2 separate regions of the Homo sapiens genome follow, and region 2 is linked to region 1. The links are chromatin loops, found by intact Hi-C in ENCODE. Cell type or tissue: endothelial cell of umbilical vein. All regions are shown on one strand. Links, peaks and the distances in the headings refer to the core of each region. The heading gives the core; the rest is flanking DNA. Region 1 overlaps PLCL1 (phospholipase C like 1 (inactive)). Region 2 overlaps PLCL1 (phospholipase C like 1 (inactive)).

Evidence for each region. A loop is a pair of places that touch in the nucleus more often than their neighbours do. Peaks named below come from ENCODE experiments on the same cell type or tissue, not always from the same donor. Only the 100,000 strongest peaks of a DNase experiment are listed, where the experiment ranks them.
Region 2: it touches region 1 in a loop (6-fold over the local background); 1 of 110 quality-filtered maps calls a loop at or near these places.

What each region holds. Positions count from the first base shown.
Region 1 is chr2:197,922,156-197,937,563 of GRCh38, forward strand. All of the region lies in intron 1 of PLCL1 (phospholipase C like 1 (inactive)), which reads left to right. Among named protein-coding and RNA genes, the nearest start is that of PLCL1, 130 kb to the left of the region's middle. RefSeq lists an enhancer at 7,190-7,484. In endothelial cell of umbilical vein, for the core only: no CTCF peak of the experiment used is centred there; a DNase peak (open chromatin) is centred at 7,306; H3K27ac peaks cover 619 bases.
Region 2 is chr2:197,818,220-197,833,627 of GRCh38, forward strand. The region is part of intron 1 of PLCL1 (phospholipase C like 1 (inactive)); the gene reads left to right. Among named protein-coding and RNA genes, the nearest start is that of PLCL1, 21 kb to the left of the region's middle. In endothelial cell of umbilical vein, for the core only: no CTCF peak of the experiment used is centred there; DNase peaks (open chromatin) are centred at 9,602 and 10,702; H3K27ac peaks cover 1,010 bases.

The sequences.
Region 1 (15,408 bases), core at 5,383-9,382:
GCGGCCTTCCGCAGTGTTTGTGTCCCTGATTACTTGAGATTAGGGATTGGTGATGACTCTTAACGAGCATGCTGCCTTCAAGCATCTGTTTAACAAAGCACATCTTGCACCGCCCTTAATCCATTTAACCCTGAGTGGACACAGCACATGTTTCAGAGAGCACAGGGTTGGGGGTAAGGTCACAGATCAACAGGATCCCAAGGCAGAAGAATTTTTCTTAGTGCAGAACAAAATGAAAAGTCTCCCATGTCTACTTCTTTCTACACAGACACGGCAACCATCCGATTTCTCAATCTTTTCCCCACCTTTCCCGCCTTTCTATTCCACAAAGCCGCCATTGTCATCCTGGCCCGTTCTCAATGAGCTGTTGGGCACACCTCCCAGACGGGGTGGTGGCCGGGCAGAGGGGCTCCTTACTTCCCAGTAGGGGCAGCCGGGCAGAGGCGCCCCTCACCTCCCGGACGGGGCGGCTGGCCGGGCAGGGGGCTGACCCCCCCACCCCCCCACCTCCCTCCCGGACGGGGCGGCTGGCTGGGCAGAGGGGCTCCTCACTTCCCAGTAGGGGCGGCCGGGCAGAGGCGCCCCTCACCTCCCGGACGGGGTGGCTGGCCGGGCAGGGGGCTGACCCCCCCACCTCCCTCCCGGACGGGGCGGCTGGCCGGGCAGAGGGGCTCCTCACTTCCCAGTAGGGGCGGCCGGGCAGAGGCGCCCCTCACCTCCCAGACGGGGCGGCTGGCCGGGCGGGGGGCTGACCCCCCCACCTCCCTCCCAGATGGGGCGGCTGGCCGGGCGGGGGGCTGACCCCCCCACCTCCCTCCCGGACCGGGCGGCTGGCCGGGCAGAGGGGCTCCTCACTTCCCAGTAGGGGCGGCCGGGCAGAGGCGCCCCTCACCTCCCAGACGGGGCGGCTGGCCGGGCGGAGGGCTGACCCCCCCACCTCCCTACCGGACGGGGCGGCTGGCCAGGCTGAGGGGCTCCTCACTTCCCAGTAGGGGCGGCCGGGCAGAGGCGCCCCTCACCTCCCGGACGGGGCGGCTGGCCGGGCGGGGGGCTGACCCCCCACCTCCCTCCCGGATGGGGCGGCTGGCCGGGCGGGGGGCTGACCCCCCCCACCTCCCTCCCGGACGGGGTGGCTGCCGGGCGGAGACGCTCCTCACTTCCCAGATGGGGTGGCTGCCGGGTGGAGAGGCTCCTCACTTCTCAGACGGGGCAGCTGCCGGTCGGAGGGTCTCCTCACTTCTCAGACGGGGTGGTTGCCAGGCAGAGGGTCTCCTCACTTCTCAGACGGGGCGGCCGGGCAGAGACGCTCCTCACCTCCCAGACGGGGTCTCGGCCGGGCAGAGGCGCTCCTCACATCCCAGATGGGGCGGCGGGGCAGAGTCGCTCCCCACATCTCAGACGATGGGCGGCCGGGCAGAGACGCTCCTCACTTCCTAGATGTGATGGCGGCTGGGAAGAGGCGCTCCTCACTTCCTAGATGGGATGGCGGCCGGGCGCAGACGCTCCTCACTTTCCAGACTGGGCAGCCAGGCAGAGAGGCTCCTCACATCCCAGACGATGGGCGGCCAGGCAGAGATGCTCCTCACTTCCCAGACGGGGTGGCGGCCGGGCAGAGGCTGCAATCTTGGCACCCTGGGAGGCCAAGGCAGGCGGCTGGGAGGTGTAGGTTGTAGCGAGCCGAGATCACGCCATTGCACTCCAGCCTGGGCACCATTGAGCACTGAGTGAACGAGACTCCGTCTGCAATCCCGGCACCTCGGGAGGCCAAGGCTGGCGGATCACTCGCGGTTAGGGGCTGGAGACCGGCCCGGCCAACACAGCGAAACCCCGTCTCCACCAAGACCAGTCAGGCGTGGCGGCGCGTGCCTGCAATCGCAGGCACTCGGCAGGCTGAGGCAGGAGAATCAGGCAGGGAGGTTGCAGTGAGCCGAGATGGCAGCAGTACAGTCCAGCTTCGGCTCCGCATGAGAGGGAGACCGTGGGGAGAGGGAGAGGGAGAGGGAGAGGGAGAGGGAGAGGGAGAGGGAGAGGCCCCCTTACATTTTTGCACGCAAGGCAAGTGCTTCACTAGCTTTACCCTAGCCGTAGGCCTGATCTTTGAAAATCAAGACCTTGTCTCTGCTGCAGCTTCAATGTCTTTGTTCCTCCTGAGCAGGCTCTGATTGATAAATTCTTAATTGAGAGCAGTCATATCACAAATACACAAACATCTTTTCAGGTGAACCCTCCACTGGTATTGACAATGGAGAAAGCTCTGAGAAATTCACCTTTAGATTTGAGTTAATTTGAGTTGTGGTAAATCTTAGTAACAACAACAAACAGTAGCACTAAAATGTATGTAGATGCATTAGGCTAAGTATTTTATGTGTATCACTCTATTTAATCTTTACAACAACCCATGAGCAATACTATTATTATTGATACAGCACTTTATAGACCAGGGAACTGAAGTACAGAGGGCTAAACTTGTTTAATGAAGCGCTCACAGGGTCGAGACCGGCTCCAGTTCACTGTTGAGCACTGTGCAGGCCTGCCTGTCAGCACAGGGAGAGCAACAGTTGAATTTAGCATCCTTCTTATCTGGGGGGGTCATGAGTAGGAACGTATTCATTATATTCTGAGGACTTAAGTGGTTGACTGAAAACCCAGAGCATTTCAGGTATTACATCTAGAGTTTTTAACGTTACATTTAGATATTACATTTAGGGTTTCCATAATATTTGAGAATAATCTAGAACTGATCATAGAATAAAGTGAAAGGAATGCAAATTTCTAGCTGATTCCCTACCCATTTGTTGAATAAATTCGGGCAATCAAACAATCTGAAATGTAGCATAATATTATGGCTTTGGTTTTTAAGATGGAAAAAGTGATTTATAAATGAACAGATTAAGAATCAGTTTTTTACTTTTCCTGATGGGCTTTTGTGGACACTGTTGTAGTTCTCAATAATCTTGAATTTATGAATGTGCCGGCTAGGAAATTATCAACACCACATGCTGTTTCCCACACTGAAAACTTTTAAGTATTGAGAAAAAAAATCTGTATTTATATGGGTGATAAAGTGAAAAATATAAAATAAAATTTTCAGAGTTGTGAGGGATTTGTTTATGTGCTATAGAAGTATATTGGAGAAGTTTTAAAAACTGGTTGGTTAAAAAAAATCAGTTAGCTTGAATTTTGAGTGGGGTGTTTCAGTTCTAGCTAGTGGATTGCTTAATCATCAACATTCAGCTTCTGAGAAGAAATTTCTTCCCAAGTGAATACAGTAGACTCTTGGCTTTCCCAGATTTAACATTTTCAGTTTCTATTATTTGGGAATGAACTTTAAGCTCTTCAATGTGGTGATTTGTAATTGGGTCAAATCATAAATATGACAGTGAGAATGCAAGACTAATTTGTTGGAGCCACTCCTAGCCAAGGAGAAAGCCTGTACCCACATCTTCTCAAGTGTGTATCTTATGGAGGAAATCATATGTTGTAGTGGTATTTACAAAAGCCTGAGGACATCCATCATAAATGTTAATGGTCTGCTAGTTGTACTTAAACTACAACTTTTCTCCATGCACTCACTAACACTCCCTCCCTCCCTCCCTCCCTCAGACCTCCTCTACACCAGAGCCTCCTGCCAAACCTTCCCACACCTTTGTCATTAACCCTTTTTATTTCAATCTCTCTTTTAGCTGGAGACCTGATTTTTCTACTCAGTTTTAAATGCTCTTAAGTATCATATTTTGTCACTCTATTTGTAGCACATCTGTCCTTTCTTCTGGATCTTAAATACATTCTGAATGAAATTCAGTCTTGTTTTGAAGGTCAGCTTTCCTTCTATTCAAACCATGTTTGTCAGTTATGGCTTTTGGTTTGTCTTTGAGGGGGTCTTGTTTTCCCTCTCATCTTTATGAATCCTTACTTGCTGCTCTGCAACATGTGTAAATTTCTTGTTCACAGCATGTCAGCAAATAACTTGTCAAGCTTCAGTGGCTCACTGTGATTTTTTTCTACCTCCAAAGAGTATATGAGTAGATTCAATAACATGCTGTAGAGCCCCAAACCAACCCTGTGGGAGAGGTCAGAGTTACCCTCAGATTTTGTAGTAGAGACTCAGGAATAAGTAGTGACACATAGACAGAAAACATCAGAATGTGACAAGCAATGGCTGAACCCACTTGTGGATTTTGCACTGCCATTTTACCTCTTTAGGCAAAATAAGAGGTTTCTGTTTCTGAGCCTAGTCTATTCCCTTAGAACCTTTCCATGTTATCCTTTATCTTTATGCAATGTTTCCCATATGTCAGCCATTCATGGCCATTCACCATCCCATTTTTTGTTATGAGCTTTCAAACTCAAATTATAATTTACGTGATATTTAAAAAATTTGTCTCTTTAACTTTGTATTCATTTGATGTTGCCTTTTCTAACCGTGACCATAAATAAAAACCCACTATCACATGGCACAAACATAAATAAGATCAAAAGTAGTATTTTTATCATTTGTCTACTATTGGCCTGCGCATTTGCTGAAACTGCAGCCTATTGTTTCTTTCTTGAAACTGGGGAGTAGGAAGCCTTCTGGTTATCAGTTGCTGCAAAACAAGCCACCCAAAACTTAGTGGTTTAAAATAATACTTTATTACTATCACTCACATTTTTGTGGGTTGACTTGGCTATCCTGTGGTACTCGTTTGGGTTTGGCATGAGGTTTCATTTGACAGCTGGGGCAGGGATTATCTGAAGGCTTGATTGGGCTGGATGTTCATGGTGGTTGTCTTATTTGGCTGGGCAAGGGCTGCTACCTGTTAGCTGGGACCGCCTGAAGCTATTTCCTGTAGTGCCTACACGTTGCTTCTTCATATGGTTTGTCATCACATGTGGCAGCTAAGTTCCAAGAGTGAGTGCTCAAAGAAGTCTTCGTGGACACTGAGGTTTCTTAGGATCTAGGCTCTGAAGTCCCACAACATCTTAACCACTTTCTATTGATTTAGTCTAGTTCAGATTCAAGGAAAATAGTAGGGAAGAATTTGTGGCCATCTTTTTATCTATCACAGTTATTGTCAGAGGGGTGTTAAAGAATAGCAAACTTAAATGTTCTTTGTGATGTAATCAGAGGGATTGAAAGAGAACTGAAAGGGGAATGGCATTCTACCATGTCATTTAATGTTATTTAATTCTGTCTCCATTCATTGCTTTAACTCATCTTGGCACCACCAATGTCAGTGAGCCCCTCCTCAATGTATTCACCCTCTTCTGTGATGCTTCATATCTCTTTCCTTTGGGATTTCAAGAAGAATTTGGTTGATATGTTCTTCTATCATTTTGAGGGTTACCTTCTGTCTTTTCCTAATGCTAAAAATACAAAGAAGAAAGGTAGAAAAGCAAAAGTAGCATTGTAATGAACAAAATTAGTGTTTTCAAGGCAAACAGCCAAGTATTACATAAGCCAACTCACAGGGCATTTTTACAAAAATTCTGGAGAAATGGCTATGCTGGTTTCCAGATTTAGAAACCTCTCTGGCTCACTTGAAAGGACTACTTGGGAGGAGGGATCCTATCACTAGACACCTTCCTTCATGGGTCAAACTTTTGATTCAAGTGTGCATGGGTGAGATACTAAGATGAAATAATTTGAGTGTCAAAATCTATGTTTATTATGGAAAATTTTAAGGTTATATTGTTTCTCAGGAATAACCCAAACAGACACTGATGACTAGCATTAGTGACGTTATGGCCAGATTATGTGAAAATTGACAAGCAAATATGGTGTAGTTTTCCCCTCTTTTAGGAAAAGCACAAAGAAGGATCCATTTTGTGAAAAATGCACAAACTCTTAAGGTTAAATTTAGAACCAAGGGTCATTTTTAAATGAAGTTTGATGGTATGATTTTTTTGACTGGTATATTGCTTTATATCTGCATCTAGTCATTATATGCATATATTTCAACCAAAGGTATACAGTTTTAGAAACTTCCTTTCATCAAGTTTCAATTTTTCCTTTTGCATTTATTGCTCAATACATGATTAGTCATGAGTAAGCATCCAGAATGATATATGTATTAGCTCTTCACTTTGGACAAGAAATTTCTTCCAATTTATATAATCACTCAACATGACTTAATTGTCATGGTTAAATCTCCTTGACTCTGTACTCAGTGGCATTAAGCAAGCAAATGTTGCTTATTTTTCACTAAGTACTAACTATGAAGAGCTGTTAGGAGCCTCTAGGAAGTTAACTTACATGAAAATTCTCTCTTGACCCCATTATATTTTTAAAGAAGTATAGATACTAGCCAATGCTGGGACTATGTCTTAGATAAATATTCAAGATGCTCTGAGTGGAATCTGTGCTAACATTATTACCACTGGTATAGTTTTTGCTCTGAAGATTTATGAAATGGATTATTATTTTGAAAGTGTTAAGCACTGTTAGGGGACTCTCTTTTTTTTGACTTGGACTGGATCCCACAATTCTAAAAGTATTTATGAAAACAATATGATGAAATGTTAATGATGGAAGTGTATCCTTGAACTTTGATTTTAAAAAGGTGTTAAATCACTGATGAGTCCTTGTCTTCACCTTTGCTTAGTTCCAAGATTAAACTCAGTCATAAACATGATATTTATAAAGAGTTTCTCATAACTTAGATATTACAATAGTAAATGAAGCAACAGAATCGATTCACAATTATGTATACAACTCAGTACAACAATTCAAAAATAAATATGCCTAGAAAAATACCTGGAAAAATATACCACCATGTCAATAGTCATTGCCTTCTGTTTGGATTATATTGTTTCCCCTTTGGTAATCTTTTTCTTTACACTTTTCTTTAATTTTTTCAACTTTTCTATAATGAAAACATTTTAGCATTGGCATGTGTCACTTAACTAAATGAGATTCTGTGATTGCTAATGTATATGCTTCAGTGAATTGTTAGTTTTTAAATTATGTTAATGAATAAACAGTTTCCAGGCCAGTCATTTTCTAGCCTCATTAATGCCATAGTGACATTTGTTATACTGTACTGAACGATTTTATATAAGAGACTTGAGCATTCTTGAATTTGGTATCCTTCTGGGGTCCTGGAACCAATCCCCCATGGATATGGAGGGCCGACTGTAAACGCCTTCTCCTGATTTGGGTTTTATACATTTGTATCAGCAGTCTTATAAACACCCTAGAAGGAAGCTCCACCTTCCAGAAGATGAGGCAGCATGCTCCTTAACTGTTGAATGAAGATTCTTTCCTGTTTCCACTCTTTGTTTGGTGGGCAGGAAGGCTCCTGCTCTTCAGTTGGAAGTGGCTGCAGCTGTTATTAGCAGATAAGCAGGAGTGGCCTGGCCATTTCTGTGACTCACAGTGACTTAGTGGGATTCATATCAAGAATTCCTTCCTTTTCTCTTGACAGTTTTCAGGTACTTCAGAAGGTTAGGTAGAAGGGATATGAGTGATTAAGATATATTTTATAGGAATAATTGAAAGCTGGGCATTTGATGTGTTTTGATTTTAGAACAGAGTACTGGACAGCTTCACATTTGGATTCTGGGCAGGTATGAATTCTAATGAGAGAGTTAAAAATAGTGCTAGGTAACTAGTAAAGTAAGTGACACAGAGACTTTCCTTTAGTTCTTCGTCCATCTTTGTTTCTCATTCGTTGACTTGCATTGCCTCATCCTTTATCTACTCTATCAGTGTGAGGTTATAGAATAATAGAGAGAAAAAGAAAACAAAAATAACATACTTAATTTCAATTTATTTATTGAATCAAACATTACCTAAAGTTGTTCTTTTGACATTTTTTCTCCTGTGATACACAGATGTCTCACTGAGTATCAAATAGTGAGAGGGAAAAAGATTCCCATGGGGTGAATCTGCATGGAAGAGTGTGCATTAATCTGTGCAAATGCCTACTAATCTTGGAACTTCTGAAGTAAAGAAAAATCCATTACTACTGCTCTATATAAATATTAACAACCTAAAAGTAACTTAAGTGATCTGCAATGGAATATGTGCCATTTAGATCTTTTAACTACTTCACACTTTCATAAGACTTACCACATATCCCAACCTCCCACTTTAAATAGACGTTTTTGAAAATATCAGTCAAGGAGAATCTTTAATTACTACATTGCTTCAGGGAAACATACAATTTTGGTAATAAGAAACACTACTTCAACAGATCTGTTCTTCACAAAATAGAGTACATGCAAATGATATGACTGAACTCAAATTCAGATGTTTGGCAGTTGAGCTATTTGGTGAAATGTCTTGAGGGAAAGATCTTTGGGTTCTTTTATACTTGATGACTTTAAATCTGTGAAAACTAAGGGGCTAAAATAAAATGAAATAACTGGGTCTTTTGTTTTTCTTCTTAATAGTTTATTGTGTAAAGAGGCCTCGTTTTCCTACTATACCTTATTCTTTGATGCTTTTCATTTCCTTGTATGTTTTGGAAAAATAATGTATGTTCATAGAACTCTAGGCACCATACAGCGACAATTGGTCAGGCCTTCTGAGCTGCAACACACTGCAGATGTGAGGAAGAATTGTAATCAGTAGGTCATCTGCCTGCATAATTTTCAGGGAGCCATCTTGCTCCTACCAGGACACATATGGAGGGGCATGTTTGCAATTTTATTAATAACATTTTTAACTCACAAAAGTTCCCACATAAGGAGGCCAGCACTGTCAAAGTTCTTTTTTCTATCTGGGAAGGGCTTATTTGGTTTATTGTGCCTTCTATGATCTTGTTTTCTATAAAGATAGGCTGCTAAAAGTGGTAGACAGTTACTCTTTACTCTATGCCCTATTCTACATCAGTGCTGAATGAGCAGGGGCTGTGGACAGAAGGTCATGAGGGAGGGGTCAGTTGGAGGGTGGCAGGGCAGGTAAGTGAAGGGTTTGGGCTAAGTCACATTATATGCTCACCCTCTTAAGTTTCGTGTGGTAAATTCCAGCTGGAATAAAAATAAGAGCCACCTTGATTGGGAAAAGAAACTGGGAGGTGTCTCGGAAGGGAAGATAGAGCCTAAGAAGCAGTATCTATTGCTAGCAAGAAAGCCTGGGCTCCCTTTGCCCCCATAAAAGTGTTTAGATCTGGTCGGTGAAAGTCAGACTTAAACTTTCCTCACCCACCTCAGAGCAGCATTCTGGAATAGTTGCTATCATTTATAGTGCTCTGAGGATATTTCAGGTTTTGTTTTTTTCTTTAAAGGATAAAGTCATTGATAGAACTATAATTACAAGGAGGCTCAGCTGTTGCTGTAGGTGGTAACAACTTATAAGGCAGTCTACACCGGCTGATCTTCAATTAAATTATTCATTTCTGCATGCAAATTCCACCCATTCTTTTCCTTTTTATGGCAGAAGCTACCAGTACCTTTATACAAATGATCTTGGTGGGGTTCCTGTCTTCCTGTTTGGAGATGGCCTTATTGAGTATGATTCAAGAAATAGACAGACCTCTTGCCTTCCTCATACCAACCTACAACCATCCAACCAACCAACCAACCAACCAACCAACCACCCACCCACCCACCCACCCACCCAACCATCCAATCACCCAACCAACCAATGATCTAACCTTTTCATAGGACAGAGGCCTTTATTCCCAGTTTTAAATTCAGTGGGAAGCATAAAGGACTATGATAAAATTATTTCTTGAATGTCTTATTACTACACAGGTCAGTTGAACATGAAAGGGGAAGTGGAGAGGTTTAAATTGTTAAGGTTAAAATTGTCAAAATTGGAGGGCTGTGGTCATTTTACATAATTTACATATGTATATTCAATTTTGTTTAAGGCTAGATTGTAAAATATCCTGCATAGAGCAGAACTGGACTATTTTAAAGGAAATTCTTTTGAATGGGTAATGAGCAAGACATGATGTGACCAAAGGACCTGAAAAACTGCCAATTTCTCAGTTTTAGGCTTCTGTGATCTTCCCCATACTTTCTCTGTTGGGTCATTGCTACTCATATTGATTGCACGGTCCTCTGATACTCACTCATTCCACAGTTACCATCTGATGAGATGTGGCTAGTTTCAGTGCTCTGATTCTGTTGAATGAGATTATGCAGTGAACTTGGGTATTTTCTTCAGCTTGTGATGGTTTAGGAATTGCTGTCTAGGACCTCTTTTTATACTGCACTGAACACAGTTATTTCCCATTTTGAGGTACTTACACTTTTTTGACAACTATTTTTTAAAAATTTAATTTAATTTTAAGTTCTGGGACACGTGCAGGACGTGGAGGTTTGTTACATAAGTAAACATGTGCCATGGTGGTATGCTGTACCTGTCACCCACCACCTAGATTTTAAGTCCTGCATGCATTGACTATTTCTCCAGATGCTCTCCGTCCCCCTACCCCCCAAACCCAGCAGGCCCCAGTGTGTGCTGTTCCCCTCCCTGTGTCCATGTGTTTTCATTGTTCAGCTTCCGCTTATAAGTGAGAACATGCAGTGTCTGGTTTTCTGTTCCTGCTAACTCACTATTTTGCATGTGTATAGAAAGGCGTTTTTAACTTACTTCAACTCAAGATCAATTTCTTAGTCACCTACTATGCACAAGACACTATTCCAGGTATTGCAGGAATTAAAAGGTAAGTGAGACATGGGCTGTGGCAGTAAATTGGTATTAAAGCAGGATTGGGAGATGGCATTCAGAATGGTGAAGAAATAGGAGAGCATGTTAGGTACTTCACTGTGAGTGTTAAAAGGAAAAAGAGATCACCTGAAACTGGGAGGCATCCTGATTTGCTTAGGTCTGCTGGTTTTGTTTTGGTGAGGTTTAGGGCCAATCAACAAAAACAATAAGTTAGAATTTCATAAAGGAAATAGTTTAAAGTATCTACTCCTAGAAACAAAGTATGTGTGAGAGGAGCAGTTATTGGCTGTCTGCTTTTTAAAATGCTTGCCCTTGACTTAAAGGTATGAAAAGAGAATTTTAAAAAATTTCAGTGAGTGTGGTGGGCACTATATCCTAGTTGATTCTTAATTATTCAGGAGCTAAATATCAAGTTGGAGAATTATCTAAGTTGTTCTCTTTTTCTCTTTCTTTTATTCCTGACTCCCATCTGATGTTTGTGTTGTTTCTTTTTTTTTTCTTTTCTTTTTTTTTTTTTTTTGAGACGGAGTCTCTCTCTGTTGCCCAGGCTGGAGCGCAGTGGTGCGATCTCGGCTCACTGCAAACTCCACCTCCCGGGTTCACGCCATTTTCCTGCCTCAGCCTCTCAAGTAGCTGGGACTACAGGCGCCTGCCACGACGCCCAGCTAATTTTTTGTATTTTTAGTAGAAACGGGGTTTCGCCGTGTTAGCTAGTATGTGTTGTTTCTATATACTAATTGCCTCAGAGCTGGTAGAAAGGAAATAACAAGATTAATAGATTAATTGCAAATCTTTAGCTATATTAGTTAAGGAAAAGGCTGTGATATTTGGGCAAAATGAGGGTAATTGGTGAATTGACTATTTGTTCTGGTTCATTATCATCGTGGATAATTGAGAGCTAATGGAAGTCATTGGAACTGGGCCTGCAGGGTGATTTAAGATCAGAATGTTTCTTAAGGGTGGGAAGAAGGTTCTTGATGTGATACAGTACAGAGCTCTTTCTTATTCTATATTAAATGCTCATAATGGTAGACTGGATAATTGTCTATATAATAATTGTCTATATATATATAATGGCCTCTATAATAATTTTGTAAAGTCTTACTTTCTTCCTTTCTATATATTTTTTGGGTACAGTATTTAAGTTACTGAGCTTAAAATAAACTTCCTGAAAGAGTAATCTGGGTTAAAAATGGTTATAGCTGCAGAAATACATACTGTGAATTGCTCCCGGAAATCTGTACGGCAAATGTAAGAGCATTTTGGCTCAACACACTTAACTCTAATGCATCTCATCCAATTAGAGTTTATGGCAACTGTCATTCAATATTAGCAGCTATACTTAAAATATGAGTGTTTTAAAATGATTGTGTTTATGGTTTCTTTCTTATCTCAGTAAAAACAGTTTGGTTTGCCAGCAAGTTTTTTTGTTTGTTTTTTGTTAGGTACCTTCTAGGTTGTAAATGGACAGGAAGCTGTCTATCAAGAGATTTCTTTCTTCAGCTCTTTTAAAAGTAGTGTGAGCTGGGGATGATATATAATATGATAAAATACCTAATGGATCCCTGAATCCACTTTCATTGAGTTCATGGAAGTTTGTAAATGTGCAGCTGTAGTGGCAGAGTGTTTATCAGTGCTGAGAATATCACTGTTCTTGCTTTTGACTTTGTGAAGTCGGCATATTCACATCCACAACGCCTTTCTTGTAACCATAGCAACCAAGACAGAAGGTTTCTTTTTTTCTCTCTCATATTCAAAAGCACTATTAAGATGATAGATTTTATTTGAATGAGGTATTTGCAGATAAGAGAGGCATAAACTTAAATTCTGACCTCTGGATAAGTTTTTTTTTCTTCGTTAGGAAAGAAAAATATTTTATAGTTGACAAAAACATTTTATAGGTGACAAAAATTGTATATATTTATGGTATACCAAGTAATGTTTTCATATATGTATATGTTGTGAAATGATTAAATCAAGCAAATTAACATATCAGTCACCTCACATACGTATCATTCTTTGTGAGAACATTTAATATCACTTTTACTTCTGTACAGCAAAAGAAACTATCAACAGAGTAAACAGACAACCTATAGAATAGGAGAAAATATCTGCAAATTCTGCATCTGACAAGGGTTTAATATTCAGAATCTAAATGAACTTAAATTAACAAGCAAGAAACAAACAACTCCATTAGAAAGTGGGCAAAGGACATGAACAGACACTTTTTCAAAAGACGACATACACTCGGCCAACTAGCATATGAAAAAATGCTCAACATCACTCGTCATTTGAGAAATGCAAATCAAAACCACAACGAGATACCATCTTACACCAGACAGAATGGCTGTTATGAAAAAGTAAAGAAATAACAGGTCCTGGTGAGTTTGCAGAGAAAAGAGAACACTTATACACTGCTGGGGTGGGAATGTAAATTAGTTCAGCCACTGTGAAAAGCAGTGTGGCAATTTCTCAAAGAATTTAAAACAGAATTACCATTCTGTATACACCCAAAGGAATATAATTAATTCTGCCCTAAAGACTCATGTATGCTTATGACAACAATATTCACAATAGCAAAGACATGGAATCAACCTAAATGCCCATCAGTGGTAGACTGGATAAAGAAAATGTGGTGCATAGACACCATAGGATGCTATTAATATGTAACCATAAAAAGAACAAGATCTTGTTCTTTGCAGCAACATAGATGGAGCCAGAGGCCATAATCCTAAGTGAACTAATGCAGGAACATAAAACCAAATACTGCATATTCTCACTTATAAGTGGGAACTGAACATTGAGAACACATGGACACAAAGGGGAACAACAGACACGGGAACCTATTTGAGGGTAGAGGGTGGGAGAAGGGAGAGGATCGAAAAACTACCTATCGGGTACCATGCTTATTACCGGGGTGACAAAATAATCTGTACACCCAACCCCTGTGACACACAATTTACCTATACAACAAACCTGCATGTGTACCCCTTGAACGTAAAAGTTAAAAGAGAATCTCTCTTAGTGAATTTCAGCTATACCATATGTTATTACAGACCATAGTCACCATGCTATACAATAGATCTCCCAAACTTATTTATTCTATCTGACACTTTGCACCCCTTGACCAACATCTCCCACCTATGCCAGTTCCCAGTGTCTGGCAGCTGTCATTCTACTATCTACTTCTAAAGTTCAGCTTTTTTAGATTCCACATATAAGTGAGATCATGCAGTATTTGTTCTTCTGTTCCTAGCTTATTTCACTTAGCATAATTCCTCCAGGTTCATTCATGTTGTCACAAATGACAGGATCCCTTTTTTCCAGCTGAGTAGTATTCTATTGTGTGTATGTATACATATATTAAACACCCCCCCCCTCACATTTTCTTTATCCATTCATGCATTGATGGACACTTAGGTTGATACCGCATCTTAGCTATCATGAATAGTGCTGCAGTGCATGGAGTGCAGATATCTCTTCAGCATATTGATTTCATTTCCTTTAGATGTACACCAACAAGTGGTATTGCTGGATTATATGATAATTCTATTTTTAATTTTTTGATAAACCTCCATTGTTTTCCATAGTGGCTATATTAATTTATATTTCCACCAACAATGTACAAGCCTTTCCTTTTTTCCGCATATCTTTCCAGCACTTATCTGTTGACAATAACTATTCTAATGGGCATGAGGTAATATCTTATTTTGGTTTAATTTGCATTTTCTTGATGATTAGTGATGTTGAACATGTTTTCATATACCCGTTGGCCATTTGTATGTCTTTTGAGAAATGTCTGTTCAAGTCTTTTCCCTGTTTTAAAATTGAGTTATTTGTTTTCTTGCTATTGAGTTGCCTAAGTTTCTTATATATTTTGAATATTAACTTCTTATCAGATGTACAGTCTGCAGATATTTTCTACCATTCTGTGAGTTGTCTCTTCACTCTGTTGATTGTTTCCTTTGCTGTGCCAGAACTTTTTAGTTTTATGTAATTCCGTTTGTCTATTTTTGCTTTTGTTGCTTGTGCTTTTAAGGTGCTTAAGGTTTTTTGCTTGTGCTTTTAAAGTCATATACAAAAAAATCATTGCCTAGACCAATGTCACGTAGCTTTCCCCCTGTGTTTTCTGCTAGTAGTTTTATAGTTTCAGGTCCTATATTTAAGTCTTCAATCTGCTTTGAGTTGCTTTTTGAATTTGGTGTGAGATAAAGGTCCATTTTCTTTCTTCTGCATATGGATACCCAGTTTTCCCAGAACTATTTATTGAAGAGACTGTCCTTTCTTCATTGTGTGTTCTTAGCACACTTGCCAAAGATCAATTGACCATAAATGCATAAATTTATTTCTGGGATGTCTATTCTGTTCTGTTGATTTATGTATGCTACTTTATGCCAGTAGCACACTGTCTCAACTACTGTTGCTTTTAGGATGTTTTGAAATCAAGAAGTGGGCTTCCAGCTTTGTTCTTTTTCAAGATTGTTTTTGCTATTTGGGGTCCTGTAATATCCTTTATGAATTTTAGAACTGCTTTTTCTGTGTCTGTGAGAAATGTCATTGAAATTTTGGTGGGGATTGCATTGAATCTGTACACCATTTGCATAGGATGGACATTTTAACAATGTTATTTTTTCCAATCTATGCGCATGGATAATCTTTCCATTTATTTATGTCTTCTTCAATTTCTCTCATTAATCTTTTGTAGTTTTCATTGTACAGATCTTTCACCTCCTTGGGTAAAATTATTCCTAAGTATTTTGTTTCTTTGAAGCTATTGTAAATGGGCTGGATAAATTTTGTTA
Region 2 (15,408 bases), core at 8,887-12,886, 100 kb before region 1:
GTTGTGAGTGCTGGAATTAGCCACCACTCCTTTAAAAAAGGCTCTAAATATTCACATACTCAGGCAACCATGACCGTCCCTTCCTTACTAAGAAGCTGGCTTCACTACCTCCACTACCTTCACTATTTCTTTTGCCCAAACCCTTTTCCCCAGGCTGAGTAAGGGAATGACTGGAAGGGACAAAGTAGACTTGGAGGTTGGGGCGGGGGGTGTTTGTGGTTCCTGAAGACAGCCTATTCCTTCCACTTACCTCATTGTAAGGTGAAGAGATAATGACCCTTTCTGAGGTTGAGAAAGGACTCAAGTGATGATTCTTTTTTGTTTGCTTGTTTTGAGATGGTGTCTCACTATATTGCCCAGGTTGAACTTGAACTTCTGGCTTCAAACAATCCTCCTGATTCAGCCTTCTCAGTAGCTGGGACTACAGCACATGCCACTGCACCTGGCCAAGAGATAACTCTTAAGTGTAAGATTGGACTGGTAATGGTGGCGGCATTTAACTGTCTCCTTCTCCACCAAATCTCCCCATAAGTTCAGACTGGTGTCTTTCTGTCTCTTCTTGAAAGACACTGAGTTACTGGACCATCAGAGCCCCTGATGCTCTCCTGTTTGTGGAGAAAGAGGACACTGTAGAAGACATCCAGTCCTCTTGCTGCTGCCCCACCCAAAGAGGTTTCTTGGGTGAAGAGACTCTGGTAACAAAAGGCTGGGACAGGGGCTGGTGAGGGATGGGAGGGAAAAGGTCAATGTTCATGCCAAATCTCCCACACCAGGATAATAAATGTGTGGGGAAGAAGGGCACTATAGGGAATAAGCAACTTCATAGAGAGTCAGCCTTTGGATGCCTGCCTCACAGAGAGAACCAGTGGTCAGTTCAGTGTTAATTTGAGGAGTAGAGAAAACCAACCCAGTGGGGCCTGCAACATCCCTATGAGGCCATCCTATGGAGAGACCTCGGCTTCATTTCATCCTCCAGCTTAAGACTAGAAAGGAAGTGTAGCAGGGAAGAGAAAGGGAGAAGTGGGTAGAGTAGACCCACCCCCAGCCCTAGCCACTAAATCCACCATTCTAGCTTGCCGTGGGGGCTGCAAAGTAGAGAAGACCTTGAATTAAACATGACATTGAAATTTTAAAGTGAGCAAGACTGAGTAAGGACTCAAAAGAACCCTTCTGATAATGGAAACAGAATGAAACACTATGGAATCTGAGTAAGCTATCAGTAATAACTGGAGTATAGAGAAACAGAGAGGATCTGAGAATGAGCAGTTAGGGAAAAAAATATATGTTTATACCACAACTTGAGACTGCTTACTTATTCAATTACATTGTTATAGAATTGGAGGGCTGAATGGGAGCTTAGAGACCATTTTCCAATTCTACCCTTTCATTTTACTAAGCCGGCTGTCTACTATCACTCCCATTCTTTCAGAGAATCATTAAAATGAGATTATTTGTGATAATTAGATAATGTAATTAGAATTGTTTATGATACCAGGGATAGGTAGTGGAGGTTTCTTTCAAGCGTTCATGTTATAGAATAATAATGAGCACACCATTGTCAAGATCTTACAATATCTTCAATTCTTACAACAGTCTGGGAAGACATGTAGCTATCATTATCACTTCCACCTTAGAGATGAGGAAGCCAAGGCTCACTATTATGCATGTGTGTGTGTGTGTGTGTGTGTGTGTGTGTGTGTGTATGTAGTAGGGTTGGGGGAAGGTATACTTTTACTCTTCATTTTCTTTTGTCTTCCAAACCTGCAACCTGAAAAAACGAACAATGATTTCAGAATATATTCATCTGGCTGGAATGGAGCTGAGCAGAAAAACAAAAGTTAAGGTAGTTAAACCCTGGATTGTTTTGCAATAAAAGCAACCACCGTTTATTGAGTTAGGTGCATATATGTTATTTCATTTAAGTTGGAAGTAGGAAGGATCTAAGAAAAAGCAATGGATCTGAAGTAGTTGTTTTGGCACAACTCCTAGGGCTGGGTTTTGGGCTTCTGACTCTTCAAAACTTACATGTCAGCAACCCCAAGTATTAGTTTCTTGTTGCTGCTGTAATAAGTTGCTACAAACTTAGTGGCTTAAAACAGCACAGATTTATTATCTTATAGTTCTAGAGTCATTTATTGTGTTCCTCTGTGCATTGTCAGTGTAATGGGGTATGTATGCCAGCCTGTATGGCAGTGTAAGATATTAAAATAAGAACAAAGCCCAGTTTTCTTAGCACTGCTTGTATCAAAGTGTGATTTCCATATAAGCTCACATCATAGGGAATCAGTTGCAATCTGGTTTCATGGATAACAAGACCAGGTTATGGAATATTTTTCATTGCATGAAGCCTGTTAAAAGCCAGAAGAGAAAAGCAATACTTTCTGCTGACATTGGGATCAACTGAGAATGTGGTGGGCTTAGTGGTATTAAATAAGATAAAAAGTTGAAATCAAAATTTAAAACTGTCTAGATGTAGATATTAGATATTTATTTACATAAAATGAAAATTCTGAAGTGGATATTTTTGCTGTTCTGAACTTCTTCAAGAAAAATCTGGAGAAAGCAAAACTGTGATTTAAGTTCTTTACCCACTGTGCCTAATACCTTACTATCTTTTAAAGAATTTGCTTTTTTACAAGCTACAGAAACATTGCTCTGAAGCTTCGTATGGACATTAAAGCTTAACTGTGTTTATCTGATTATGTTTGAAGCCTTTCTGTATTCTTATTAATGGTTTCAATTTTGATATTTAGGTCTTACATTTGAAAATGGCTTAAGCATTTTAAAGATCAAGTAGATGATTAAGGTAGATTATTTGTCTTGTCCCTGTAAGGATCACGGTGCTATAACCCACAAGGACTGTCTTTGTAGTTTTCTTCAAGTTCTCTTTTTTCCCCCTATCATTTGGGTCTTTTCCTTTATAAACCATTCTGTTTTTCAGTGTTCAGGAAGTATATCACTGGTGGTGGTACTCAGCCCTCCAAAGTATTGTTTGCTTTAGATAGTTGGCTTGATCTACATCTGAACTTAAAATTTCACTATAAAAATCTTTTTTAAAGGAGGAATTTAGCTGAGAATATTTATACATGAACTTCTGAGCTTTTGAAGTGAAGAGGTCCACTCTCCATATTTATAAATACTTTCATCTGATGGGAGGCTATGTCGCTCTGACAAAGAGATCCCTGCACATAGTGGCTCAAACAAGATAGTTTATTTCTTTAATAAGCAACACTAAGCAGGTTATTACAAATCAGGTAGGTGTCTCTGCTCCGTAAAGTAATTCAGGGATCCAGATTTTTTGCTCTTCTTTTTGGGCCACCCCTTAAGATGTTGGCTTGTCCCTTTGATGAAAATGGCCTATCACCACATTTGCCTTCTATTTCATAAGAAGGGGGATGAGGAAAGTGGAGAGCAATTAGTTTCTTTTTAAGGAAGTGACCCATAAGTTTCACATGCCACTTCTGTTCATATCCCACTGGCCCATTGGCCCAGTGGTCATATGGCCATACCCAGCTGCAAAGAAGGCTGGAAAATGTAGTCTTTATCAGGATGGCCATGTGCTTAGGTAGAGATTAGGAGATTCTATTGGTAAAATGAACAAGAGGAGACTGTAAGTTTTTGTTAAGGTTAAAACAGTTAGTCGTGGGATATATTCTTAATTTGGAGAAGGGACCAAAGTGTTTTGTAATAGGAGGGAATCAGACATTATTCTGTTTTGGGGTTCACATTGTTTAACCTGGTTAGGAAAATTGACCAGAACACGGCTCATGTGCTACTAGGGTCTGTCTGTATGAGCCAGTTGGCTTCAAAATGATGTCTCACAGACATGGACTGCACTTTTTATCCTGACTTTCAAATGTATACCATATGTGAATCATAGATAAACTCCAAGCAAGAACAACTTAGGATGCCTTGAGTAACTGTTGTGTGCCACATGCTGTCTGAAAGATCCTGTGGTGAACTTTTAGGAGAGCCTTTGGAGGTCATTTTGCAGTTAACCACACTAGGGCAGGAACCCTTCTAGATGTGCAGAATTTGCTTCCAGTCAGCAGGGAGTTGCCTCCCTTACTAGGGAGCCAATTTCATTTTCAGTCTGCTTTTGTCGTTTGAAAAAATTCTTACGTTGAGCCCAAATCAAGTTATTCTCTGACACTTTCCTTAGGCAGTCCTATTTCTACCTTCAGGAGCTATAAAGAGTAAGTTTAAGTTCTCACATGACAGCTCTTGACATATTTGAAGGGAGTTACGTGGGTGTCTCCTCCCACACTCCCACTATAATAAATAACCCCTGACATTTATTGGGTGCTTACCATGTTCCAGACACTGTTCTAAGCACTTTATGTGTATTAACTCTTACCAATTCTTACTAGTCTTATGAAGTAGGGACTGTCTACCCCATTTCATGGATGAGGAAGTTGCAGCACAGACAGGTTAAGTATTTGCCCAGATTCACACAGTAAGTGGCATGTTCTGATTTGTCAGTGTTTCATTTGAAATGGTGTTCCTAGGCCTCAACACTGGTTGCTATGCCAGATGCACTGTGGTCCACTGTAGTGGGCTGTTTTACCTTCCTTCTTTTGGATCCTGTATTTCTACAAATGTAACCATCAGGAGAATTGTTTTTCTGGAAAAAAATACATATTCCATTGACCACAGTTCAGCAAAGTTGTCTTTATATTAAGACACTATGCTCCTGAATTTGAGAGGATATGATGAGTTCACCAAAGGTAGGCTTGATATGGCAGCTGGATTCAATTTAATATGATGTATAAAGCCGTTGTACTTTTCTTCAATAGGGAAGCAATTATAGGTAAAAATCATAGGTAAAAAATCAGTTAAAAATGATTTTCTATTTTTCCTTTTAAGAGATGGGCTCTCCAGGCTGGTCTTGAACTCCTGGGCTCAAGTGATCCTCCCATCTTGGCCTCCCAAAGTGGTGGGATTACAGGCATGTACCACTGCCCCCAGCTTAAAGATAATTTTCTTAATAACTATGTGAAACAGTAGAAATAAATTAGGGATTAGGAGAATGGCTAGAAGTTTCTAGAATTAAGTGCTAGATCTAAGAGGTGGTATAGCACTACCATTAAAAGGCCCTAGAATTGGACTGCCAGAATTGGAATACTGATTGTCTCTCTCTATATATATATATGTGGTTGGTGGTTTTTGGGAGGATTTAAATGAGAGAATTCATGTAGAGTGCTTACCTAAATGGTTGATACAAGGTAGATAGTCAATGAATGTTAATTATTATTATTTGGAAATAGGAAAATAAAATCTGAGGCTAGTTTTGAAAGAATTGTCAGGACTTCTCAGATATGAAGAAATAAAGAAATAGTAATTCTTAAGACTTTGATCATAGAGGGCTTTGAATAAAATGGTATGTTTGAGTCATGGAGCAAACCTTGTCTTTTGGCTGCCATATCTAACCAGGTTGGAGTTGTGATGGTCATCTTTCTGGTAGATGGGGCAGTTCCAGTGTCTCTGTTCATATTGGTCATCATTGATTTTCTCTAATTTCTTGCAGTATTACAAAGAAAAATGCCCAGAAACTTTGATTTGAGTTGATATAGTAAGTAGTTACTTGTTTTACGCTTCAAATTTCTTCCAAAAAAGTTCTGTAAACCACTCCTCAGTATGTATAATTGTCACTCTCTCTGTTCTTTCTTGACAAACAAAAGCACAATTTTTACGAAAGGGTCAAGTTTGTTTAAAAGTGGTCTCCACTTTCCTCAAATTCTAGAGTAAAAGAATGAGCTATATATGAATTTAGCATAGCTCAATTTAATTCAGCAAATGATTTTTAAGTACTTACAGAATTTGACACTATATTGTGTCCTTGGTTTTGATATATTTGTGTCCTTGGTTTTGGTCATTCTTTTATCTAAAATTTCATATTAATGAACAATATATAATGGTTTTTTTTCCTTGCTTCAAGTTGATTGAAATTTTAGAAAAGTCCTCATAATTCTCATCTTGACACAAACTCAGACTTAAGAGACACCTAAAACTCTGTGAAGGCATCTGTTAGAATAACTTTCTTAACTTGTCCAAACTGATTGCACCTTACAATTCAATGACATCTTTGAATTTTGCTTTTTACTGAGCAAAAGTCCTGTTACAGCTGATGACTTCATACTCCTTTTTTTTTTCACCCTGGAATTATGGCCATTTTGGTAAAATTTGTGCTATATGCAAAACGTGAATGAAAACTTAAGTATTTAAAAAATCAGTCTGTAATCCAAACACTTTGGGGAGCTGAGGTGGGAGCATCACTTTAGCCCAGGACCTCAAGAGCAGCCTGGGAAACATAGTGAGACCCCATCTGTACAAAAAATACAAAAATTAGCCAGGTGTGGTGGTGCATGCCTATAGCTCCATTTACTCTGGAGGCTGAGATGGGAGGATTGCTTGAGCTCAGGAGGTTGAGGCTGCAGTGAGCTATGATTGTGCCACTGCACTCCAGCCCGGGCAACAGAGCGAGACCCTGTCTCAAAAAAAAAAAAAAAAAAAAAACATGTCTGACTCCTACTCAGATATTCAGCTTGTTTGTTTATGAGTCTGTCTTTCTTGTTAGACTGTAAATTCCTTAAAAGCCAGAACTCTTTCGAGCTGTTCAGTTTTGTGGTCCAAAACGATGCTCTGTAAAGGCAGGGGCCTTAAATAAGTAATGACTGGTCTTAAAATAAAACCTTAAAATTAAGGAAAGGGGTGAACCATAAAATTGGCAGCTATTACTCATTTTATTATAAGTAATAATTTGGTTAAGGAAGCAATATTGCCTTTTTTTTCTGCAGGTTTTTTGACCAAGCATGCTGAAAATCAGAGGTGTCTCTGGTTTTTTGCCTTAGGTGTTTGTCACCTGCCAGGTTCTCGTGGGTAAGACACAAGTCAGTGGGTGGAGGAGGATATAATGAATATAACATTTTTCTGCTTCTTTCTTTATACCTATTAGATTTAAACATAGCTTTCTTTATGAAAGCATTCTGAAAGAATTGGAATTTTGGCTGTAATCTTTGTGCAAGCCAATCATGGATTCACTCTGAAATTCAGCTGCTGTATGACACTGGACCCAGTCCTAGTACCACAGTAAAATGGAGCCAGTGTTCCTGGAAGTTTTAAGGCTACAAGCTCTTTCAGTAGAAGGCATAGGCAGTATTCTTTTAGCTAATCAGCTATAACCTTGATTTTCACAAGGATGATATAAGTTAGAAACTATCCTATAAACAGTGGGAAATTACAGTGTCTCCTACCAATTCCATGAAGAAAGGGACCACATTTTAGACTTTTCTTGCATCTTCTGTAGCTCCTACTAAGTGCTAAGCATGTACTTGATTTATCTCCCATCTCTCACCCAAACTAAACCAAGACAACTCATTCTCTTCTACCTTCCTTAAGGGAATCTTGCCCTGAGTTAATGTAGTCTACCATTGCTAGGTTCGCTTTCCTTAACAGGAACTTAAGTCTTTGAGAGACAGCGTGGGCAGGTAAGAGGACACAGATTTGAGAATTTGATCTGGGATCCTGGAATCTCATTTTTGCTACTTTCTAACTGTGTGATCATAAAATTTTTCCTGAGCCTCAGTTTCTTCATTGGTAAAATGGGAATTTTAATGCCTATCCCACAAGTTTGCCATAAGGCTTGCAGGTGAATAATGCAATATATCTGTTATATATTTTAGAAATATTTTAGGCTGTGCCTAAAAAAATGGACTTGACAATCCATTTATCTAGCAGTTCCTCTAATAAAGACACTGTCCATTGGCTACTAATGAAAAGTCGGTAATTCACTACATAATTTTACGACAGGGTCTATATACTTTCCTAGCAGTTGTACCTGCCAGTATTTCCTTCTCGGAGGCTTTTCACTGAGCCTCACAACAGCAGTGGACTGGTGTATGAGAAGCAGTCCTATCGGCTGCCGCTATCTCTTAATCAAACCATGTATGACATGTATTTAGTCAGACTACCCATCTGCTATCTTGAGATACCTCGTTCACAATAGCATAAGTGAATGTTTGTGAATATGGACCACATCTGGCATGGGTGGCCTATCATCTACCTACGCTTCATCCTGTGAGATACAACTAAAATGAAAACAATGTTCTTTAGGTGATTATATATAAAGGAATTTCTTAATTCTGATAGATTTTGACTCTTTCCTTCAAATATTGAAAATTGAGTTGATATATAATTGATTTATATGTGAAGATGAGGAAGAATGTGGACCTTTTCTCTTACTATTTAATGTTTTATGTTAAATCTTTAAATGTATGCTTAATATCTCTGTTGTGGATCCAAGGCCATTGAAATTTAACTCTACTAACAGCCTTTTTGGCAATGCTAATCAATTCTTTTTACACTATAATACATTTGGCAAAGTTACTTTTAATGACCGATTCGTTCATTCATCTGTTCATTGATGCTTCTAGCATTCATGACAAGACTATATTTGCAATATAGAGATTCGAAGGTGAGGCAGACATGCACAATACCCAATGTATTAAAACTGTAAGCCCAAATAGAATATAGGTGCTGTAACAGAAGTATAGTATAGAGCTGAGCTCCAAGCCAGGTGCTTAAAAATGTTTATTGAATGAGTGAATATACCTAGGCCTGGATATCTGTTTGCTGGATATTTCCAAGTTCCTAGATTTTTCCTTCTCGTTTTTCATCTCATGAATAGCACCACTATCCTCAGTTGCCCTTGCTAGCAATCTGGATGTCATCTTTGTCTCCTTTTTCCCCTCTTCTATCATATCCAATGTATCACCATGTTTTCTTGGGTCTACCTACTAAATAGTTCTCACTGCTACACTAGTTCAGGCCACTAGCTTGGCCTGTATCATTGTGGCATCTTCCCACATGGTAGTTCTGCCTCCAGCCATTTTCTTTTGCCTGATTAATTCTCCAGAGTAGTAGCTAGAGTATTATTTCTAAATGGCAAATCCAACTGCATCATTTTCTTCCTTAAAAGTTTTTGATGACTTCTCATTGTCCTAGGAATAATGTGCAAATCCCTTTACGTGGGTCAGGAGGCCCAGTGCAATGTGGAGCCCGCTTTTTCTTCCAGTTCCAATTCCTACCACTTCCTACTTCTCACATTCCAGTTTATGAGATGACACTGTGTGTATATATGCATATAAATATATATGTGTATATATATATATAGGCATAGTGCCCTGCTCATAGTTGCTCAATATATGTTGGCTATTCTTATTTTTCTAAATGTGCTTTCTTCGAAACTGGCACAGCTGGGAAAAATGTTTTTAGGAGCATTAAACAAGGGAGATTGGAAGAGAGAGAAGCTCAGAGTCGACAAGAGGATATAATCTAGGTGTTGTCAACAAAGTGGATATCATGATAAAGGTTAAAAAATAAATCCATTCAACTTTTGAAAAACGTATTTTTGGGTTGGTTTTGAAAAATAATTCAGTGTAGCATTAAAAAAGTACTCTGTTGGATCTTAAATTTATCATTTCCTGAGATTATGATCTAGTTTAGAAAAGTTGCCAGATATTCGCTCTTCAAGATTTACATTGTTTTCCAAAGTCCCCCAAATGGTCATAGCACTGTTGTTAAGTGTTCAGTTGGCTACAGAATTTCCTTAAATTGTGATTTTTAGTCAATGGAATATGATGACTCACAGGGAATGTAACTGTTTTCTGTTTTAGCTTACTGATCTTTATCTTAACATGGTCAAGAGTCTATGTTTCTATTACTCTCACAGATTAGCAAATATGTTTTTTATAAGACATGAAATAAAATATCATTTTGCTAACTTTTTATTGTCTAGTATTACAAATACTGTTGATAACTTGAGATTGAATCATTTAGGTCATGTTTTAGAGATGAATAGAAAAAAGTTTGTTATTATAGTTTTTCTTTTTCTTTTTATAATTTGGGTTGGAAGATTCATTTTCATTAGTTTGGAGTAAATAGATCTTTTGTAAATATCAGTATTTCACTGGTGTTTATATTAATTATGTTTTATTTGATAAAACCATTTGCAAGAGGTTGGTTGGTTCACGGGATAACTGTTGTCAAATTGCTTTGAAATAGTATAAATGCCACATAGAAAACTTATATTATTGAGACGTTTTGATGATCAAAATTACCTTTGAGTTCAAAACTTGTTTTACTAACAGTAAAAAGCACAAAACATTTTATTTAATGTCTTTGTGATTTTAAATTGTAGTCAAAGTTTTGATTTTTTGCTAATTCATATATCTATATTAGATTACAGAATTGTTATTTAACATAGGATTTAAAAATTCTTATGCTTGGATTATTATAATTTAACAATCAAGTGTGGCTTTTGAAAAAATATTCAATAATGCTAATTTTGAAGTTTAGAACAAATCTTTTAAAACTTATACCTTTGCAATGTCAAAGGAAATTTTGTAAAAGTATCCATATAGTGATGTGAAATATGCTTATGTGGGCAGAAACTTGATTGCTGAGATCAATTTTATAATTGTATACATAAATCCATAATCGAATATTCCAGTCATTGCCATTTGGGTAAAAGCAAATACTAAAAGCTGTTATGTCCCCTTAGGAAACATATCAAGAACAGATTGAAACAGAATGTCTTTAACTGTCTTAAAACAATTCCATAAATGGTTACCACTTTAACTCAAAAGTTAGGAATCCTCTTGAATCCATTGCAGTTCTTTACACAGGCTGCCAGCTGATTGTGTAATTACATGCCATATAGCACAAAGCATGATTTATGACACTATTGTTATGGTGTGCTCACTAAAAATAATGAAAAATAGTAAGTATAGTATTAGCAGAGTTGCTGTAGGTGGTTGCCAGACAAAATGCAAGGCATGCAGTCAAATTTGCATTCCAGATAAACAGTACATAAGTTTTTAGTACAATTTAGGCAAAATTATTTATTGTTTATTTAAAATTCAAATTTAAGTGAGCATCCTGTGTTTTTATTTGTTAAATCTGGCAACCCTAGCTGTATGTGATTGGGTAGACTATAGGTAATAGTAAAGAAACAGATTTTTCTAATGAAACAGAATTTCTTCCCTAAGTTCCTCCAGAATCAAATAAAGAATATCTTGGTTACCCAGCTAGTAAATCATATTTGAAGCTAGTACGTGAACTTAGAGAGCTAGCTTTAAGAGCCGTGCCCTATCACCACCTCTCATATTGGTGTTTGTGAAATTAAAAGTAATTCAATTGCAACATTACACACTATTTCATACTGTATTATGTTGAATTTATGCATCGTTAAAATTATTAAAATCCATTTTTAAATTTTATGTTAAGAAATTAACTTATTTAATAAATTAATTTTCTTCTTTTTAAAAGAGGCATTTTTGATGAGAATTTTCAAAAAACATGTAGATTTTTGCTGTTCTATTATAAGTAGTATTCATTAGTTTCACCAAATGTTTTTGTTTGCTTTATGATTAATAGTGATTTGCCTTTCATTTTCTTGTTAAGGCTGAATTACTGTGTTTGTGCTATGCAACTGGGAAGCAGCCATAGTTTGGAGTGGCACATTGCTCTGGTTGTTTCTTTAGCTTGGCTGGCCTTGGTCTCTTCTGCTGTAGCCATCAGTCATCCAGTGCTCTTTGCATGCTATGGGACATATTTTTTCCCATGAGTGACAGTGGTTGCCTTTTATGACTTAGCCCTCATTAATAATTAGGCAGGGATTACATATGAAATCTTGTAATAATTCATGATCTACATTTACTCATTTACAAGTATAAATAAATGAAATCTAACAGTCACAAAATACCTTGAAACTGGAACCTCTTAAATATAAAGATGAAAACATCACATCGTAAGCCCCATTAGTTAAAAATATGCTTTTGAGAATGGTTAAAATGACTTAGCTGAAAATTCCAAAAACCAGAATGCCCCTTCTCCTCCAAAGGATCACAACTCCTGGCCAGCAAGGGAACAAAACTGGATGGAGAATGAGTTTGACGAATTCACAGAAGTAAGCTTCAGAAGGTGGGTAATAACAAACTCCTTCAAGCTAAAGGAGCATGTTCTAACCCAATGGAAGGAAGCTAGGAACCTTGAAAAAAGGTTAGAGGGATTGCTAACTAGAATAACCAGTTTAGAGAAGAACATAAATGAACTGATGGAGCTGAAAAAGACAGCACGAGAACTTCGTGAAACATACAAAAGTATCACTAGCCGAATCGATCAAGCAGAAGAAAGGATATCAGAGATTGCAGATCGACTTAACTAAATAAAGTGTGAAGACAAAATTAGAGAAAAAAGAATGAAAAGGAATGAACAAAGCCTCCAAGAAATATGGGACTATGTGAAAAGGCCAAACCTATATTTGATTGGTGTACCTGAAAGAGATGGGGAGGATGGAACCAAGTTGGAAAACACTTTTCAGGATATTATCCAGGAGAACTTCCCCAACCTAGCAAGACAGGCCAACATTCAAATTCATGAAATACAGAGAATACCACAAAGATACACCTCGAGAAGAGCAACCCCAAGACACATAATCATCAGATTCACCAAGGTTGAAATGAAGGAAAAAATGTTAAGGGCAGATAGAGAGAAAGATCGGGTTACCCACAAAGGGAAGCCCATCAGACTAACAGAGGATCTCTCTGCAGAAACCATGCAAGCCAGAAGAGAGTGAGGGCTGATATTCAACATTCTTAAAGAATTTTCAACCCAGAATTTCATATCCAGCCAAACTAAGCTTCATAAATGAAGGAGAAATAAAATCCTTTACAGACAAGCAAATGCTGAGAGACTTTGTCACCACCAGGCCTGCCTTACTAGAGCTCCTGAAGGAAGCAGTAAATACGGAAAGGAAAAACCAGTACCAGCCACTGCAAAAACATGCCAAGTTGTAAAGACCATTGACACTATAAGGAAACTGCATCAACTAATGGGCAAAATAACCAGCTAGCATCATAATGACAGGATCAATTTCACACAAAACAATATTAACTTTAAATTTAAATGGCCTAAATACCCCAATTAAAAGACACAGATTGGCAAATTGGACCCATCAGTCAAGACCCATCAGTGTGCTGTATTCAGGAGACCCATCTCACATGCAAAGACGCACATAAGCTCAAAATAAAGAGATGGAGGAATATTTACCAACCAAATGGAAAGGAAAAAAAAAGCAGGGGTGGCAATCCTAGTCTCTGATAAAACAGACTTTAAACCAACAAGGATCAAAAAAGACAAAGAAGGGCATTATATAATGGTAAAGGGATCAATGCAACAAGAAGAGCTAACTATCCTAAATATATATGCACCCAATACAGGAGCACCCAGATTCATAAAGCAGGTTCTTAGAGACCTACACAGAGACTTAGACTCCCACACAATAATAGTAGGAGACTTTAACACCCCACTGTCCATATTCAACAGATCAACGAGACAGAAAATTAACAAATATATTCAGGACTTGAACTCAGCTCTGGACCAAGCAGCCCTAATAGACATCTACAGAACTCTCCACCCCAAATCAACAGAATATACATTCTTCTCAGCACCACATAGCACTTATTCTAAATTTGCCCACATAATTGGAAATAAAACTCCTGAGAAAATGCTAAAGAACGGAAATAATAAGAAACAGTCACGCAGACCACAGTGCAATCAAATTAGAACTCATGATTAAGAAACTCAGAACCGCACTACATGGAAACTGAACAACCTGAATGACTACTGGGTAAATAACAAAATTAAGGCAGAAATAAATAAGTTCTTTGAAACCAATGAGAACAAAGACACAATGTACCAGAATCGCTGGGACACAGCTAAAGCAGTGTTTAGAGGGAAACTTATAGCACTAAATGCTCACAGGAGAAAGTGGGGAAGATCTAAAATCGACACCCCAGCATCACGATTAAAAGAACTAGAGAAGCAAGATCAAACAAATTTGAAAACTAGCAGAAGACAAGAAAAACTAAGATCAGAGCAGAACTGAAGGAGATAGAGCCACAAAAAACCCTTCAAAAAATCAATGAATCCAAGAACTGTTTTTTTGAAAAGATTAACAAAATAGATAGATGGCTAGCCAGACTAATAAAGAAGAAAAGAGAGAAGAATCAAATAGACACAATAAAAAATGGTAAAGGGGAGATCACCACCGATCCCACAGAAATACGAACTACCATAAGAGAATACTATAAACACCTCTACGCAAATAAACTAGAAATTCTAGAAGAAATACGTAAATTCCTGAACACATACACCCTTCCAAGACTAAACCAGGAAGAAGTCAAATTCCTGAATAGACCAATAAGTTCTGAAATTGAGGCAGTAATTAATAACCTACCAACCAAAAAAAGCCTAGCACCAGACAGATTCACAGCCAAATTCTACCAGAGATACAAAGAGGAGTTGGTACCATTCCTTCTGAAACTATTCCAAACAATAGAAAAAGAGGGACTCCTCCCTAACTCATTTTATGAGGCCAGCAACATCCTGATACCAAAACCTGGCAGAGACAAAACAATAAAAGAAAATTTCAGGCCAGTATACCTGATGAACATCAATGCGAAAATCCTCAATAAAATACTGGCAAACCAAATCCAGCAGCACATCAAAAAGCTTATCCACCACAATCAAGTCAGCTTCATCCTTGGGATGCAAGGCTGGTTCAACATACACAAATCAATAAATGTAATCCATCACATAAACAGAATCAATGACAAAAAACACATGATTATCTCAATAGATGCAGAAAAGGCCTTCGATAAAATTTGGCCAGGTGCGGTGGCTCACGCCTGTGATCCCAGCACTTTGGGAGGCCAAGGCCGGCAGATCATGAGGTCAGGAGTGAAACCTTGTCCTTAATAAGGATACAAAAATTAGCTAGGCATGGTGACATGTGCCTGGAATCCCAGCTACTCAGGAGGCTGAGGCAGAGAATCACTTGAGCCCGGGAGGCAGCTTCAGGCTAAAAACTCTCAATAAGGTAGGTATTGATGGAACATATCTCAAAATAGTACGAGCTATTTATGACAAACCCATAGCCAATATCATACTGAATGGGTAAAAGCTGTAAGCATTCCATCTGAAAATCGGCACAAGACAAGGATGCCCTCTCTCACCACTCCTATTCAACATAGGAAGTTCTGGCCAGGGCAATCAGGCAAGAGAAATAAATAAAGATATTCAAATAGAAAGACAGGACATCAAGTTGTCTCTGTTTGCAGATGGCATGATTGTATATTTAGAAAACCCCATCTTCTCTGCCCAGGATCTCCTTAACCTGCTAAGCAACCTCAGCAGTCTACGGATACAAAATCAATGTGCAAAAAATCACAAGCATTCCCATACACCAATAATAGACAAACAGAGAGCCAAATCATGAGTGAACTCCCATTCACAACTGCTACAAAAAGAATAAAATACACAGGAATACAACTTACAAGGGATGTG